Linked DNA regions of Homo sapiens: region 2 is linked to region 1. A link is a loop called in an ENCODE intact Hi-C map of the cell type or tissue named here. Cell type or tissue: A673. All regions are shown on one strand. Region 1 overlaps SLC10A7 (solute carrier family 10 member 7). Region 2 overlaps SLC10A7 (solute carrier family 10 member 7).

Region 1 (8,000 bases):
ATGTTACATCTTTTGAAACCCCTCGCTCAGTTGGGTGAGGTAAGCAGCCTTTCCTTAACCCCATTATCTGGCCTTTACCTTTTTAGTTTGCTGCAACTAGACCGTAAGATCTTTTAGGATAGAGACCAGGCCACCTTTATCTTTGTTTCCCCCCTCCTCTTGGGTATGCCTATCATAGAGTAGGTATCCAAAAATTATTTGTTGAATGAAATCACAAAGATCCTAATAATATAAAATTGACTTGAAACATAAAAATAATGATATGGCTTGCTAGGTTTTAGATGATAAATTGTTCGAATTTATAGGTTTCCTGGATCTTTGTTTTTCATATTGTGATATATTCTTAAGCATGCTGTGATAATAGAAAAAATAGATTACAATTATGTTACACATTTAAATACTCATGAAACTGTTTTGTAATTTCAAATGACCAACTTAATAGAAATAAAATTAGTTGAAAAATAAATATAGCTGAAAAGTTATAATTGAAATTAAACCGAGTTGAAAAGGGAGACATGTATCTATGTAATTCTGAAACTTAAGGCTCATAGCTTTATTTTGATTCACTTTCTTTTTCAAAAATAGAATTTCTCAGAAGATCAAAGGTTTTCTGAATCCTAACATGTACTATCTAGTTCTAGATATCCAGAAGAGGACATTGTTTTTGTCATTGTTTCTTGGGCTGCCCTCATACCTTCAGAAAATACATTACACATATTGCACATATATGTATTTTTCTGTTATAACCAATGAAACATAAAAAGCTACCAAAGCTCTCACATGAAACTGCTGTTTGTTGTTTTTTGTTGTTGTTGTTTTCTTAATACTAGTTAATTTCAGAACTTATTCCACACAGTTCCCCAATAGAGTTGGTCATCAGTTTGTACCTTAGCTTCCTAGTTTATAAATCAGTCATTGATTTCTATGAGGAATAATTTTGAATTCCAACCTTATAAATGGAGATTGGGCCCATAAATGCTTTTTCATCCATAAGACAACTGAACTACAGTATAGAGTTGTGGGTGCTAAAATCAAACTGTTGGAGTCCAAATCCTGACCTCAAAAATTACAGCTTGACCTTGGGCAAATTAGCTAACCTCTGTGTGCATTGGTTTCTTCATCTGTAAATGGGGATGATAATTGTGCTTATCTATTGGCTTCTTTTCAAAATTATGTCACACTTGCAAAGTGCAAGAACAGTATCTAGGAGGAATGCTTAATAAATAATACCTATTATTCATGTATTTATTCATTCAAAAATATTAAATGGGCCCCTATTATGTCCCAAGCATTTCACTAGGTATGGGAAATACAAGATAGAGTAAAAATAAGCATGGTCCCTTTCCTCATAAAGCTTATAGCCTAGTGAAGGAGACGCAGGCATTAATGAAATAATCACACAAATAAATGTAAAATTACAACTGTGATGCATGCCATAAAGCAGATCTATAGTGCCATAAGAGTGCATATTTAGGGGGAATCTATAATGGCAGAAAGACTTCCTTGATAACTGAAGGAAGCTGATGTCTGCAGGTTGAAAGTGAATATAGCCCGGTCAAGGAATAGACCAAGGGCCCTGTGGCTAGCGTATAGAGAGCCAGGTGGAGAATGGAAAAAGATGGAAATGTAGGCAGGAGCAGATAATACAGAATGTTGTAGACCACAGTTATAATATTCGTCCTTAAAGACCAGTGGGAAACTAATGAAGGATTGCATTTCAATGTGGAAACTGTGTTGTAGTCTCCCAGAGCATAAGAGGTAAGAGAAGGTAGAGAAAAATGACCCCTTCCTAGATGTAGCATTGGTCTCAGGCTAAATTTAGAAACGAGCATTTGCCATTGCACTCTTGACTCCCTCTCTGTTCCTTCTACCTGGGTCATTCCACCTGAGCCTGTGGTTCCCACGTCACTGTTTATCCCTCTGCATCAAGCTAGTCTTGCCCATAAAAGTACCTCTTGCCTCAAAATGCTCGACCTTTCTTGCTTCTAAGCAAATTTCATTCAGATAGAAGTTTCAGATTCATACCAGTATTTAGAGGAAAGCATATTGACTAAGATGTGAGTAGCTTTCTTCCGGAACAGTGTTCTCCAACTTTTCGAACTCCTTTACAGTCTTAAAATTTGCTGACGACCAGAGAGAACAGTTGTTTATATGGGTGATATTTATCTATTGATCACATTTGAAATTAAAGCTGGAAAATTATTAATTCATTTAAAAATAATAACTTCATCATATGTAAATTTGCACATTTTTATGAAATATCACTATATTTTCCCAAACAAAAACTAGTGGGAAGAGTACTATTGTTTTGCATTTTGCAAATCTCTTTAATGCCTGGCTTAACATAAAACTGTTGGTGTATCAAATCTCTTTTGATATCACATGTCATGTAGCCTCTGGAAAACTCCACTATATAACTGCAAGAGAATGAGAGTAAAAAGGCAAATAATGTGTTAGTAATATAATGAAAGTAGTTTTTGTCTCACCGAGCCCTCCAAAAGGTCTTAGGAACCCGTAGGTCCCCAGGCCACACCGTGAAAACTACTACTTCAAAAGAAAACATGCAATTTTAAAATAGATGCTTATTAAGCCAAAAAGACTATCATCCAAGATGGCATTTCAGGTAGTCTACAAGTGAAATGAAAAGAATTCAGGCAGCGTGGCTCTAACCTAGTTCTGCTTTTCACCGCTTCTTCCGTGTATCTGTTTGAACCAATTAAACCCTCTAAAAATTCCAAATGATTTGTAGTGTTGGTAGAGATTCCTGTGAGTGTTTAGACAACATTGAAAATTCTTGAAACGTGATATTTTTGCATTGGTTACTGGTGTAAGGCATAGTCTCCATTCAAAGTAAACTGTGATTTCTGCATAGCTTCCCGTGAGCATCCGGTCACTTCATTTTCTGTAACAAAGACCCACTTAGATACTGCAACTTAACTGTGTTTATCTTTCAAGAACTGATTTGTGAGGTGAAGCTAAAGTAATGGGAGATTGTTAATCTCTGTGGTCTCTTCCGGGTCAGAAATGACATGATTTTATCTTATTTTCTTATGTAGCACACAAACGCTTTCTGAGGGCAGCTAAAAACATTTGGAATGATGCATCATTTAAAAATGAGTTTTGCTTCTCTGATTGACAGACTCGAAGAACAACATTCCTTTAGATGAGTTTTGTTGAATTTGTTTAAAAAATTCCTTTAGATGAGTTTTGTTGAATTTGTTAAAAATTCATTTTCATTCTTACCTTGTACCTGTAATATTAAGTTCCACCATCACTACTAGTGGGAATAAATTCTATCCTTTTTTTATTGATGTTAAACATATATTTCTATCAATTCAATATTAAGTACTTTATTATTGTACTTCACAATCATGAAAGTGCCTGCAGGGAAGAGGAAGACCATGCCCATAAAAAGACTACTAAATCTGTACTTCTCTTTAAATCAGTAGCTCATCATGGACGAGTAATGCTCTTGACCACTAGTTTATCTCCCACATCATTAATATTTTCTGTTCTTTAAGGAAGGACATACATAAGTGATTAAACATTGTAGAAGGACAATTGAGAAGCATTTACACTCCTTCATTTGAACTGAAATTTGTAGGTTATCTTTGAGATGTGTCACTCATAGATAAATGGTTAGGAACATGTTGGACTTAAGAGGTCACAGATGAGTGGCCCACAGGCCACATGCAGACCACAGATGTGCTTTCTATATTCTGGGTTTCCTAAGTTGCCCTCACTTCCTATTATTTTACTTGTGGCCCAATCTGCACATTCACCTTGCCAGTCTGGTGGCTGTCAGTATTTGAATTAGTAGCTCTATAGCAAGCAGTCATGTCTGGGGAAAATAGAAAAACAGAACCCAAGAAGATTACAGTACTGTGTTGTAAGAAATCACCTAATAGAAAATTGTTTGACAAGGATGTATAATTATTCATCTTTTAAATTCTTGGTCATATGAAAAAATAACTTTAAAGGTAAATGAAAATAATAGTTGATTGACAAGCATGCCTCAAAAATGACATTTATTATATAAAGATTTTTTAATAGCTTAACACAGGAGTTAGGGTATGAGATTATGAAACGGGGTTGTATCTTCCTCAAAGAGGTCATCCATCAAAACTTTGCTTTTTCATTATATTACTCTTCTTATTTATGTGCATTGTTTTATCTATAAAAAATATTTAATGTATATTTAAATATATAGAATCAACCACACAACTAATTTGTCAAATGCATACCTTTGCAGTGTTAGTTTATCTGGAAGGTCCCACAGCACCACCTAGTGCCCTGTATTTTATTTTGCATAATATTTTTATAAATTTAAGAATTCTTATCACATTTGAATATCAAATATGGCCCTGAAGCAAATATATGGTTTAAGTAGTATTATAAATAGAATGCTCTAAAGTAATTATTGCATGCTTTATTGAAAAATTTAAGTGAAACTCTAAAAAATGATGATTGTAAATTTTAATAATAGTACTATTATTAAAATTTACTGGTAAAAAAATTCACTAGTATTTCTAATTCACATATAAAGACATTCTTAAAAGATTGTTACGTTGTGTGTGATCTAATAGAACTATTGGTAAGGTTTTTGTCCAAAACAGATATTTATTTCTTCTTATTTTTTTCTTGTATTTGCTGTTCTCTAATAAATTAAAAGTAATTTTTTAGGCTTCCTCTTGGAGGTCATGATTTCTAAGTCTTTATACTTTTAACACTATCTACAACAGCTCTTATAAATTTCAGATAAAACTGTATAATCACTTTTTAAACTAGAATTGTGAGATATTTAGAGATAGATAAAATACTTCTACATTAAAAAATAAAATCAGTCAAATAAAAGAATGAGGTGTGCTTATATATTCTTTTATGGAAAGAGCTCCAGGAAATATAGAGAAGTGGGAAAAGATAAAGCTATGTACAGAATACTGTGTATAGTATGATTATCTTAAGAAAACTGTATAAATTTGAATAAGTTAAGAACGCTAGGCTAGATGGATGAGTAGGTGGGTAGAGGAATGGGTGGATACTGTTTTTTTTCTGTAAGGAATTACAAGAAATTGCTAATGTTTCTGAGTTGAGAGGGAGCTAGAAATTTTCAATTTTTCTTTGTACTTTTCTATACAACTAAAAATTTTCTAATGAGATTCATGTATAACTTTGTTTAAGGCCGACAAGGGTTATTTGTGTTTTAAGATTATGAACCATTTCATTGTTCCTTATAATATTTTCTGTATTAAAAACAAAGCCAAATTTTTAAATAAAAAACTAGTGTTATAAGGTTAGCATCCATCTCATAGATTTGTCTTTTTAGAAGGCTTTACCATACATTACTTTTTAATAGAACATGTAAGCCCCAAGAAGGCAGAGAACTTTTGTCACACTGTATCCTTGACTTCTGGAATTGTATCTGGCACATAATAAGTGCTCAGTAAATTAGCATTGAATGAATGAATGAGGACATATTATATTGTGTCCAACTACTATATAGAATACTATGTAATAATGAGATGTATTATGGTGAAATTTTATCCTATTTATGTATAAACATATGTGTGCATGGTTACATTCTTATGTCTGATGTTATTAAAACACTAACACTGATTCAAGTTAGTTCAAAATACAGAATATCAAAAACTCTAAATTATACTTTCAAATGTTTGTGTATGGCCATTTTTGGTTTTGGGGGGGTTTGGTTTTGCCTATTCTTAATAAAATATTTTATGCAACATATTAGCTATATTTGGAACTCAGTTATATTGAAATTCAATCCAAATGGTTACTAAAGAACAATACTGTGATCATTTCCCTCTTTTATTTAAATTCCTGATAATTCTATCTTAGTGACCTAATGGTTGCTACTTTTAAAGTTCCTGCAATTATACTTATATTAATCATAAAATGCTAATTACTCATTACATATATTCAATTCCTAACTACTAATTTAAAATTCCATGACATTTTATAAGCTACTGTTAGTGAAAATCCATTCATAAGCATAAGTTATATTGTTTTATTTTAAACATGCAGTGATTCATACTAATGTGCTGTGCATAGATTTTTTTTTAAACTGTCAAAGTGTGTAGAAGTTGCCCTCTACTGGGGAACTAGAAAAATTATGTTAACATAGATTTTCAATTTCCTTAAAGACTTAGGTAAATCCATTGATGTGATTTACCAGATGATTGCTTCTTGCTCTCTGGCACTTTTAAATTCTGAAGATATTGAAATGATTAGCAGAAGATATTTAAAAATAAATGTCTGATATGAATATATGTACATCCATTTCTAATATAAAGTCTTGGCTATTTCTTATTAAAAATTCCTTAGTAACAACACCCAATGGCTAAGGTCTAGAAGTAATTTTATTGGGATAAGTCTCTACTGAAACATTAAGGAAAATTAGCTGTATATACCTATGTAACTAAAAATGACTCAGTACTGTTTTTAATAATTCACCATAGAAATGTCCAGGTTAAAAGTCTAAAAGTCTAATCACTCTCTCTCTCTCTCTCTCTCTCTCTCCATATATATATATACACACACACACATATATATGTATATGTGTATATATATATTTTGTTTTTTGTTTTGTGCTAGAGCCTTTGCATTTTTGCTAGAGCCTGGGTCTTTGTTTTTTACTAGAGCCTGCATTTGCTAGAGCCTGGGTCATAAGGTGAAATTTGATTATGGCGAAGTGATTTGCTTGTTCTATTAGTTGTTGAACTTTTTATACCAAAAAAAGTCCATTGACCAGTTCTTATAAACTGATAAGACAGTCTTCTTCCTTTTGCTATTATTGCCTTTCCTTCTGCCCTTGAGAGTTCCATCAGGCTTTGGAGAGCACTGCCTTAGAGAGATTCAGAGTCTAGGATGCATCTCTAGGTTGTTAAGACCCCAATCACACATATATGTTTTTCTTCTCCTACCCCCTGATATTTAATAAAAATAAACATATTATTAAGGAGAAACCTGTTTAAAATTGGTGTCATTGGTGAGAGGTAGATAGGGAAAGAAGCAACTACTGATATTTAATAAAAATAAACATGTTATCACACACCGGGACCTGTCGGGGTGGGGGACAAGGGGAGGGAGAGCATTAGGACAAATATCTAATGCATGCGGAGCTTAAAACCTAGATGATGGGTTGATAGGTGCAGCAGACCACCATGACACATGTATACCTATGTAACAAACCTGCACATCCCGCACATGTATCCTGGAACTTAAAGTAAAATTAAAAAAAAAAAAACGACAAATGAAACTATAAAAAGGCAGGAAAACATGTCAGTAGAAGTGAGGATATGAGAAAAAATAAATGCCTTATCTGGTAGATTAGGCTTGGAGAAAAAATAATAAATAAACATGTTATTAGGGAGAAACCTGTTTAAAATTGGTGTCAATGGTGAGAGGTAGATAGGGAAGGAAGCAACTGCATACCCAGATCCTACTGCCTCTTTGTGTTGGGGGTGGCAGGAGGATCTGTGGACCAATGATGCTCATGTGAGGTGCAAACCTTTCTTAGGACCATTGGTTAATCCACCTCCTTCTCCTGACTGAAGCCTCTCTGAGTCACAAAGTTCAGAGCTGGTTTTCTAAGCTGCAGGAATGGCTCTGGCTAAGGAATATTATAAAAACCAGAGTAAATCAGACCATTGAAATATGAAACAAGGCAAGTGTAGTGCAGATGTCTCCATTCATTGTGTCCATCTTATACTCAGTATTGATCGTCACAGCTAGATCTAACAGCAGTGTGTGCCATCATTTAGACACGTCCAAAAGGAATAGATGAGCTATGCCAAACCTATTCATTTCACATGTGTAGACATGGTCTGGGTTTTTTGTTTGTTTATGTTAAAGTTCTGTTATAAATCTGAATAGTGATTTTGATTAAACCATTATTTTGAGTGTCTTATATAAAAGAGAATCAGTTTTTGATTATTTTAGAAGTTTATTTTAACATCCAGGAGCCTACATAAGAAGCCCCT
Region 2 (8,000 bases), 150 kb before region 1:
GGAGAAGGTTAGGGAGACCATCTTGCTTTTGAGGCCCCCTTGTCTGTGTCAGCTCAAAAGTACTCAGTATGCCAAGACACCATGCTTTAGGGTATTGTGTTCTGAGACCTGACAATCTAGTGCCTGACTTTGAGGAGCTTACATTTAATGTGATATTACAGTATTCAGAATCTCTACTTCATGTTATAAACCTCACAAAAATAGGCGAAACGTAGTGGAATAATTTTGCCTAGATGACCCATATCATTAAATTATTGTTTTCCATTTTAGTGTAGAAAAAAACAAAATGTACCACAAGTGAGGTCAGCTCCACCCAGCTGTGTGGGACAGCCAGAACTTCAGGTTAGAGATCTAGACTGTGTTTGCTACTTGCAGCATTAGGCTGTGGTCTTGCCTGGTCTAGTATTAAGACAGTGTACTTCTTTTAATGCAAGCATATTTAGCTGGCATTTTTATTTTATTTTACTTAGCAGGTTGAAGGATTTTAGAACTTTGATAGTCATGCTGAATTCCAAATACATTTTAAAGAAACATTTTGATTTGGGGTATAGAAGAAAGATAACAAGTATGTGTATGTGCCTCTGTGTGTGTGTGTGTGTGTGTGTGTGTGTGTGTGTGTGTGTGTTTACTTTCATCAACGGGGCTGGTGCTCAAATCTCTTCAAAGACAATTTAAGAATGTCTCCTGAGCAAAGAAAATTATCACATGTGGTGAAGTCTTTAAGTCATAGATGAAGGTCATAGAAGTCTGAGTGTATTTAAAAAAGGTTTTCTATCTGCTTGGAAAGCAAATGAAGCACTCATTACTAACTTTCAAAGTATAGCTATGAGATTTTTGCTAGAGGTGAAAGATCAAGATCATCACAGTCCAAATGGAGACTGTAAGTTCAATTTCTGACTCATGAGTGAGGCATGAAACATTTCAGGGTTATTTTGCATTATCATTGGGGAGTTGGTCTTGCTAATCCAATGCATTAAGATAAGATTCATTGAAACATTTATAAAGGCAGTTAGAGTAGATCTAATCAGCAGAGAGGACTAGGAGTGAAAAGGAAATCTTATCTGTCAGTCACTTTCTCCGCTTTAGCAATTACTTGGCCTTTCTGTTCTTTGCCTTTCTCTTCTGTTAAATGGGGTTACTGCTTTGGCTTGTAGTGGAAGGTTAGTGGCATCCTGGAGGAATCTTATGTCTGAAAAACATTGTCAGCATTGAGCCTTCTTGCAAGCTGGCAGATGTATATTTTTTAGCCTCCAGACTGGTGTGCTTTCTGAGAAGTAGTAACAGCTACATTTCCCTCTTTAACAGATGAAAGAACAGAAGTAACAGCAGCAACAGCAAGAAATTCTATGCCCCTACTCTTCTACTGTATCTACCTTTTAGCTTCAGTCTTATTTTCCGGATTGGGCGAGAGTTCTTAGGAGGTAGAAAGAGTTGACTGTATTTGTTTTAAGCTGCTATAAAACTTGTGAAACGTACCTAGATTTCCCTAGATTTTTGTGTAACTTAGAATTTTCTCATTTAACCCTGTTGCCCAGCAAATTGTCTTCATTTTTACCTCTCTAACTAAAAGGGCCCTTTTAATAGGTTAGCAGTGATTTTTAGTCACCAATCCCAGAGGCCAGTCCTCAGTTCATATCCTCCATGACTGATACCACTCATCTCCAAAGATCTGGTCTTAGAGAGACACAGAAAAGATGGAGATTCATGACTGATTCATGACACAGAAAAGATGAGTGGAGATGGCCACTCATCTCCAAATTCCTTCTGCTTCCCTGACACTCATCTCTCCTGATTTTCTTTCCACGCCTCTCATCAATTCTTTTCTTCTTGTCTGGTTCCTTTTCCATCCCTATGGTGTCTTCCAGAGATCTGATCTAAAACAAAGTGTTAGCCCTGCTAGATTCCTGTTTCTGAATCCTTCTCTTTATAGCTAAAGCCATATGACCCCCATCTTTGGGTTTGACTGTGCCTCAGACGTTAGGGCCAGTCCTGATCTTGGGCGAGAAGTATTTACGTAACTCCAGCTTAACATGCTGTGGCACTATATCACCACCTTTGCTGATAGGCCGCCTGACCTTGAGCACAGAATACCCTGCCTTGGAATCAAAGCATGTGCTTAATTCCTGCTTTTACCGTTACTAACGTAGTGGTCTCAGTAAGCCCTGGACCTTGCTGGCTTTTGGTTTCCCCATACAAGGAGCAATAATATTTGCATTCTCATTTCATAGGATTGCTTACAAGGATCTCATGCATTGATATGTGGAAGTACTTGTAAACTATGAGGGAACACATCAAGTAAGCATCAGCATTATTATCATTGCAGAGGTTTATCACTGATGAAATAACTGGGTTTTCTGAGTCAATATTATTGCTGTCTCAAGAACTTGATCTTCTAAATTCGCTCATTCATTCACTTCGTTCATTTATTCAAAAACGTATGTCGAGTGCTTGCAATAGCTTGCTGTATATACATATTACATTTATAGAATTTTCAGTTTAGTAAGTGATATAAAACAAGCAGTAAATTGCAGCTTAAGATGATTTGTATTTAAATAAATTTAATAAACTGGATAATTTTAGTTTATTAGTTTGCATTATAGGTCTTCAGGTTTTTTGTATAAGTATTTCTTGTCATAACCTGGAATATTCATGTCAGATACCCAAGATAGCCCGTTTGGGAATTAAAGGGCATGGGGAGCCAAACTAGTAATTGAAAGATTGCTTTCAGAGTTTAGAACGAGGTAAAGGGGATTGAAGATTGAATAGATTTATAGGATGTTTCTCTGAAACAGTAAAGCCTAGAAAAGCATCCCAGCTCCATTCCAATGAACAACAACAAAAAAACACAAGCCACAAAAACAATCAGGTATATCTCTCTCTCCCTCTCTCTCTTTTTTTTTTTTTTCGAGACAGAGTCTCGCACTGTTGCCCAGGCTGGAGTGCAATGGCGCAGTCTCAGCTCACTTAAACAGTTCTACATAAACATTGAAAATGGGTTATCAACCTAAAACTCCTTGTTCAGTATCAGAATATCTGCATGTATGATGACTAGCAAAACATTTTTTGATAATTTGGTTTATTTTGATTAGTTATATTTTAAATATCAGGCTTCCTATTTAGAGAGGCACTAGTCTAAACAACAACACACTTCTAACTTTTCTTTTAGCTAATCTAATCTAATTAATGTTTATATTTTTGCATCTTGTTATACAGAATTTGATTATTTTTAACTTTATTTCCAAATTCTGGGCATGTGCCTTTTTCAAGTTCTGTAGCTTGTCTGTGCACCAACTACATGCTAATTACACATGTATTTGTGTATATTTATGAAGTTGTTTTTCTTAAAAATAGAAGACTTATTCTTAATAATTTACTAAATCATGGAGTTATGAAAATGTCAACAAATTAAACCTCAGAAGACTTAGCTGCTTCTTTTGGCCCCATCCCTAACTAGCTCTGTGATCTTGGGTAGTCTTTTCATCAGCTTTTTAATCAATTGTATGTAGGCAGGGTTGTTTTAGATGAAAATATTTTGGGAAAAAAAAACATATAAGACCCATGTAAATGAGAGGAGATATTCTGTCACTTTAAACTGTTTGCTTCTTGGTGAAATATGATCTATTTTTATTGCATTAAATGTAGATTTTTATGCTTTCCCAACGTATTCTCTTTTTATATTAAGATGTTTGGCATCTATCAGACTATTTATTAAGAACATGGCTGGCTGGGCACGGTGGCTCATGCCTGTAATCCCAGCACTTTGGGAGGCCGAGGCCAGTGGATCACGAGCTTAGGAGTTTCAGACCTGCCTGGGTGACATGGCAAAACCCCATCTTTCCAAAAAAATACAAAGAAATTTAGCCGGGCATGGTGGTGTGTGCCTGTGGTCCCAGCTCCTTGGGAGCTTGAAGTGGGAGGGTCGTTTGTGCCTGGCAGGTGGAGGTTGTAGTGAGCCAAGATTCTGGCAACACACTCCAGCCTGGGGGAAAGAGTGAGACCCTATCTTAAAAAAAATAGAAAGAAAGAAACAAAGAAACATGGACATTGTATAGGCCAAAGGAGTCAGGTTTAATCTGTATTGCATTGCTACAAACTTTAGAAGTGATTCTGTTAGTTTACTTGCATTACAAAGTCATCAGGCTGTGTCTTTCTTTTCTTCCTTTTTTTTTTTTGAGACAGAGACTCGCTCTGTCGCCCAGGCTGGAGTGCAGTGACGCGATCTCGGCTCACTGCAAGCTCCGCCTCCAGGGTGCATGCCATTCTCCTGCCTCAGCCTCCCAAGTAGCTGGGACTACAGGCGCCCGCCACCACGCCCAGCTAATTTTTTTTGGTATTTTTAGTAGAAATGGGGTTTCACCATGTTAGCCAGGATGGTCTCAATCTCCTAACCTCGTGATCCGCCCGCCTCAGCCTCCCAAAGTGCTGGGATTACAGGCGTGACCCACCGCACCCGGCCCTGGCTGTGTCTTTCTAAGTATTTAATGAGAACATCCTGTTTAGTGCAATGAGATTTTCAAGCAGATTATTCATGGCCAAGAACACCTGGATCCAAACAAACGGTCTGAATATATTGAGTGGGCTGAGCTGCATTTTAATCTAGTGCCAAGATACTGGCCTTGCAGGGCCCTCTGAATGAGGAATTTATTTCCTTCCTTCCTTCCTTCCTTCCTTCCTTCCTTCCTTCCTTCCTTCCTTCCTTCCTTCCTTCCTTCCCTTCCTCCCTCCCTCTCTCCCTCCTTCCTTTCTTTCTTCACACAGGCAGAAACTGAAAAGTTTTCCAAAATATAATTACTTTGTGTGTAATTCACTCTTTCTTCTTTCTTTCCCTCGCCTTTTTTCCCCTCCTCCCTCCATCTTTTTCCTTTTCTTTTCTTCTCTTCCTTTTCCTTCTCTCCAATCTTGGAAAAATAATGCCAATCATTATTCACTAAATTGATTTTGTGACCACAGCTTGAAAAACACTATCCTAAACTTTAATGGATATTTGCCATTCATATTTCCTCTTGAGTCAGCTCCTTTGATTCTCTGGACAAACTTTTTGGCCTTGGTCTGTATGCTCTGGAGGATTTCTGGCCACCTATTACTTGCAGACAGTTGTTTTGTTATTGGTCTTCAGGCTATTTTGAGGACTTTGTCTTCTCATGAATTCTTCTGCTGCTTGTGGTCAGCTCACCTGATCTGTCAGCACCTACAGTAAGGACCTCCTCATCCCCCGTATCTAGTAGTTGAAGCCTTGCCCATCAGTCAAGGCCCAGCTCAAATACAGTTTTCCTCTCAAAAAGCTGCTGTAGATGCCCAGTCAGAATTAGTCTTTTCTTCCATTCACAATACTGTGTTTGTACTTCTGTTGTGACACTCACCCTTAATCAGATATTTTTGCATATATTTGGCTCCCCAACCAATCTTTGAGTTTTCTTTGTGGGAACTACTTTTCTTTTGTATCTTTTTAATGCAGTGTAGGAGTAGCCTTAATAGAAATGGCAGGAAAAGGGTTTGGGAAGCTGGAGAATGATCCAGTTTCCTCCTGGTCATATCGTGGTTGAAGTAATTTCCACAGCTCTATGTTCTCCATCTCTCATTCCAGGATTCTTTCATGTATTTACTGTACTAGAATAAAGAGGGGATAGAATTAAATGATATCCTAGATTGGGCATATGTTTTTTTTCCTTCATGCAAGTCCATTTTAGTTCCAGTTAAGAGAGCCTATTGTGGGAATTATTCAGAGTGTATGCTTAATAGTGTTTCTCATTTACCGATTCTTCAAATGTGGACCCTGAGACAATGTTATTATGAAGTTCAATCTCACTATAGTTGCCTTAAGTTCACACTGGTTTGAAAATGGTACACCTTCTCAAATAGGCAAACCATGGCAATTTAACTCTGACAAACAGCCTGGGAAACTAACAATATGAGGTAAAATATTTTATATATTTATTTACACTAATCTTTGTTTAAATGCATGATAGAGTATTCTACAAAAAAATGCTTTGGACTTTTGTGGCCCTCTAATAACCCATTAGACTGATATGCCTAACTCTTAATGTGAGTTTACAGTGAGTCTTTGTCAAAATAAGCCCTCATGAATACTCATTGCATTTGCGCAATGAAGTCGTTGGCATGTGTGTATTCTTTTTGTTCCTCTGAAGTTTGATATTTCTAGTTCCCTAATTATTATTTAATTGCCAACTCTTCTGTAGTGTTTGCATACTTGCTCTTAAGGATAGGCTATATAGTCACATTTTGGTATGAAAAATGAGAACTGGCAGTATAATTTAAAAATAATGTACCATACCCAGTTAGTCTATAAAGAGAGACATGAATTCTCTTGGTTTGATGTCATCATCTTTTTGTAGATGACAAAAAAAAAATAGAATTTTTGTTGGAGGAATTATGTAGCTCCCTTGAAAAAAATTTATTTTCAAATTGTGATTGAAAACATATCAAAGGGTAAAAAAAAAAAGAGCCTACTTTAAGAAACAGTTTGCCTGTGGTTGATAAACTTTGGGCTTAACTGATAATAAAGGGACCAATAGAGAAGGAGGAAAGCAGTTAATTGAGTTAGAAGCTTGTTTGCTAAATAGAGGAGTCTTTTACCAGTTGAGTGGGAAAAGCCCTGTCTCAGGTTTTACAAAGCCTCTTAGAGATGTAAAGAAATGCAAGCACTTTCTGATTTCTGTTCTGGAAGGAAAAAAAGAGTACAGCAGAAGGATGGAATAACTCAGGACTGTTCTGATGCACAATTCTAGAAGGCACTTTTAACCCGTGGGCAGTTCCTTTGCCCTACGTGGATTTAGTGAGCTGCTACCCCTTGCACAATAAGGGATGACCTCAATCACAATAAGCTCTTGCCATCAAAATCGTAAGATCAGCCAGTACGTGTTATGTGTCAGTTCTTGTTCTCAGTGCTTTACATATATTAATTCCTTTAATCTTTTGAGATAGGTATTATTACTATCCCCATTTTGCAGATGAGAAAACTGACACAAAAAGAGACTAAGAAATTTGTCTAGGCTTACAGAGCGCAAACAAGGTAGAGTGAAGATGTCAACTCAGGCACTCTGGCTTCAATACCTGTGCTCCTCACCCTCCCTTCTCTGCCCTTCTCTGTTAACACTGGAGGTAGAACAGACTGCCTCAATCCACAGATGGCTTAGTGCCTGAACTACCTAGGTGGAAAAAATAAAGGCTGTGTTCAGAGTAATGAGTCCTAAGAAGTTATGGATGTGTTGATATTTCTGTTTGACTGGAAGCCTCCTTTCAGGAAGCTTTCGCCATTTCTGTACTACAGCCCTGTGGTACTACCCCACCAAGGCACATTTAGCACAGGCTATTGAAAATGGCTGTGTATCTCATTGAAGCTCTCATTAGATGGCAGGGAATGTGTGCTTCTTATTCACAGTTGTATCCTCTGTATCTAGTGCAGTGTTTGGCATAGATGAGGGACACAGGAAATGTATTTGAATAAATTAATATTTCTGAAGAAATTTGTCTAGCCTTATAAGTGTATTGATTTAAATATGTATTATTAAGGCAGTAATTCATATTAAGGTAAACTTTGTTCTGTGTTAAACTTTTATAAAAAAATTAAGATACACAATAGGCTATATATTGTGGCATTTTTGCTTCTCTCAATTATTCACGCCTATTCTGCTTTGTCTAAGCTTTAACAGCCACAGTCTTGTGGTAGCAACCCCCACAATAGCTGGCATAATGCCTGGAAGGAAATAAGACTTCGAATGCTTAGAAGGAAATAAAAGACTTCTATAGGGTTGATCTGGTCTGGAAGAAAATAAAATACTACTAAAGGGCTAATAGTGCATTTTTAAAATCTATTGATGAAAAACAAAAACAGAAATCTTAGTAGCTGAATGGGACTTTTAGTCATTTTTTTTCCCTCCTTAATTTTGGATGATCTGAAATCATCTAGTCAAGTAAATATCTCATGTGGGAAAAATGATTTGCACATTAGAAGACATTAGGAGATGCTCAATAAATATTTT

The links. Peaks named below come from ENCODE experiments on the same cell type or tissue, not always from the same donor. Only the 100,000 strongest peaks of a DNase experiment are listed, where the experiment ranks them.
Region 2: a loop joins it to region 1, with 12 times the contacts of the local background. A loop is called at or near these places in 2 of 110 quality-filtered maps.

What each region holds. Positions count from the first base shown.
Region 1 is chr4:146,339,073-146,347,072 of GRCh38, reverse strand. All of the region lies in intron 5 of SLC10A7 (solute carrier family 10 member 7), which reads left to right. Among named protein-coding and RNA genes, the nearest start is that of MIR7849, 66 kb to the left of the region's middle. In A673, CTCF peaks have their summits at 4,301 (motif pointing left) and 6,103 (motif pointing left); DNase peaks (open chromatin) are centred at 3,792, 4,282 and 6,102; H3K27ac peaks cover 4,562 bases.
Region 2 is chr4:146,488,392-146,496,391 of GRCh38, reverse strand. The region is part of intron 4 of SLC10A7 (solute carrier family 10 member 7); the gene reads left to right. Among named protein-coding and RNA genes, the nearest start is that of SLC10A7, 30 kb to the left of the region's middle. In A673, no CTCF peak of the experiment used is centred here; DNase peaks (open chromatin) are centred at 4,561, 6,091, 7,411, 7,691 and 4 weaker places; H3K27ac peaks cover 7,962 bases.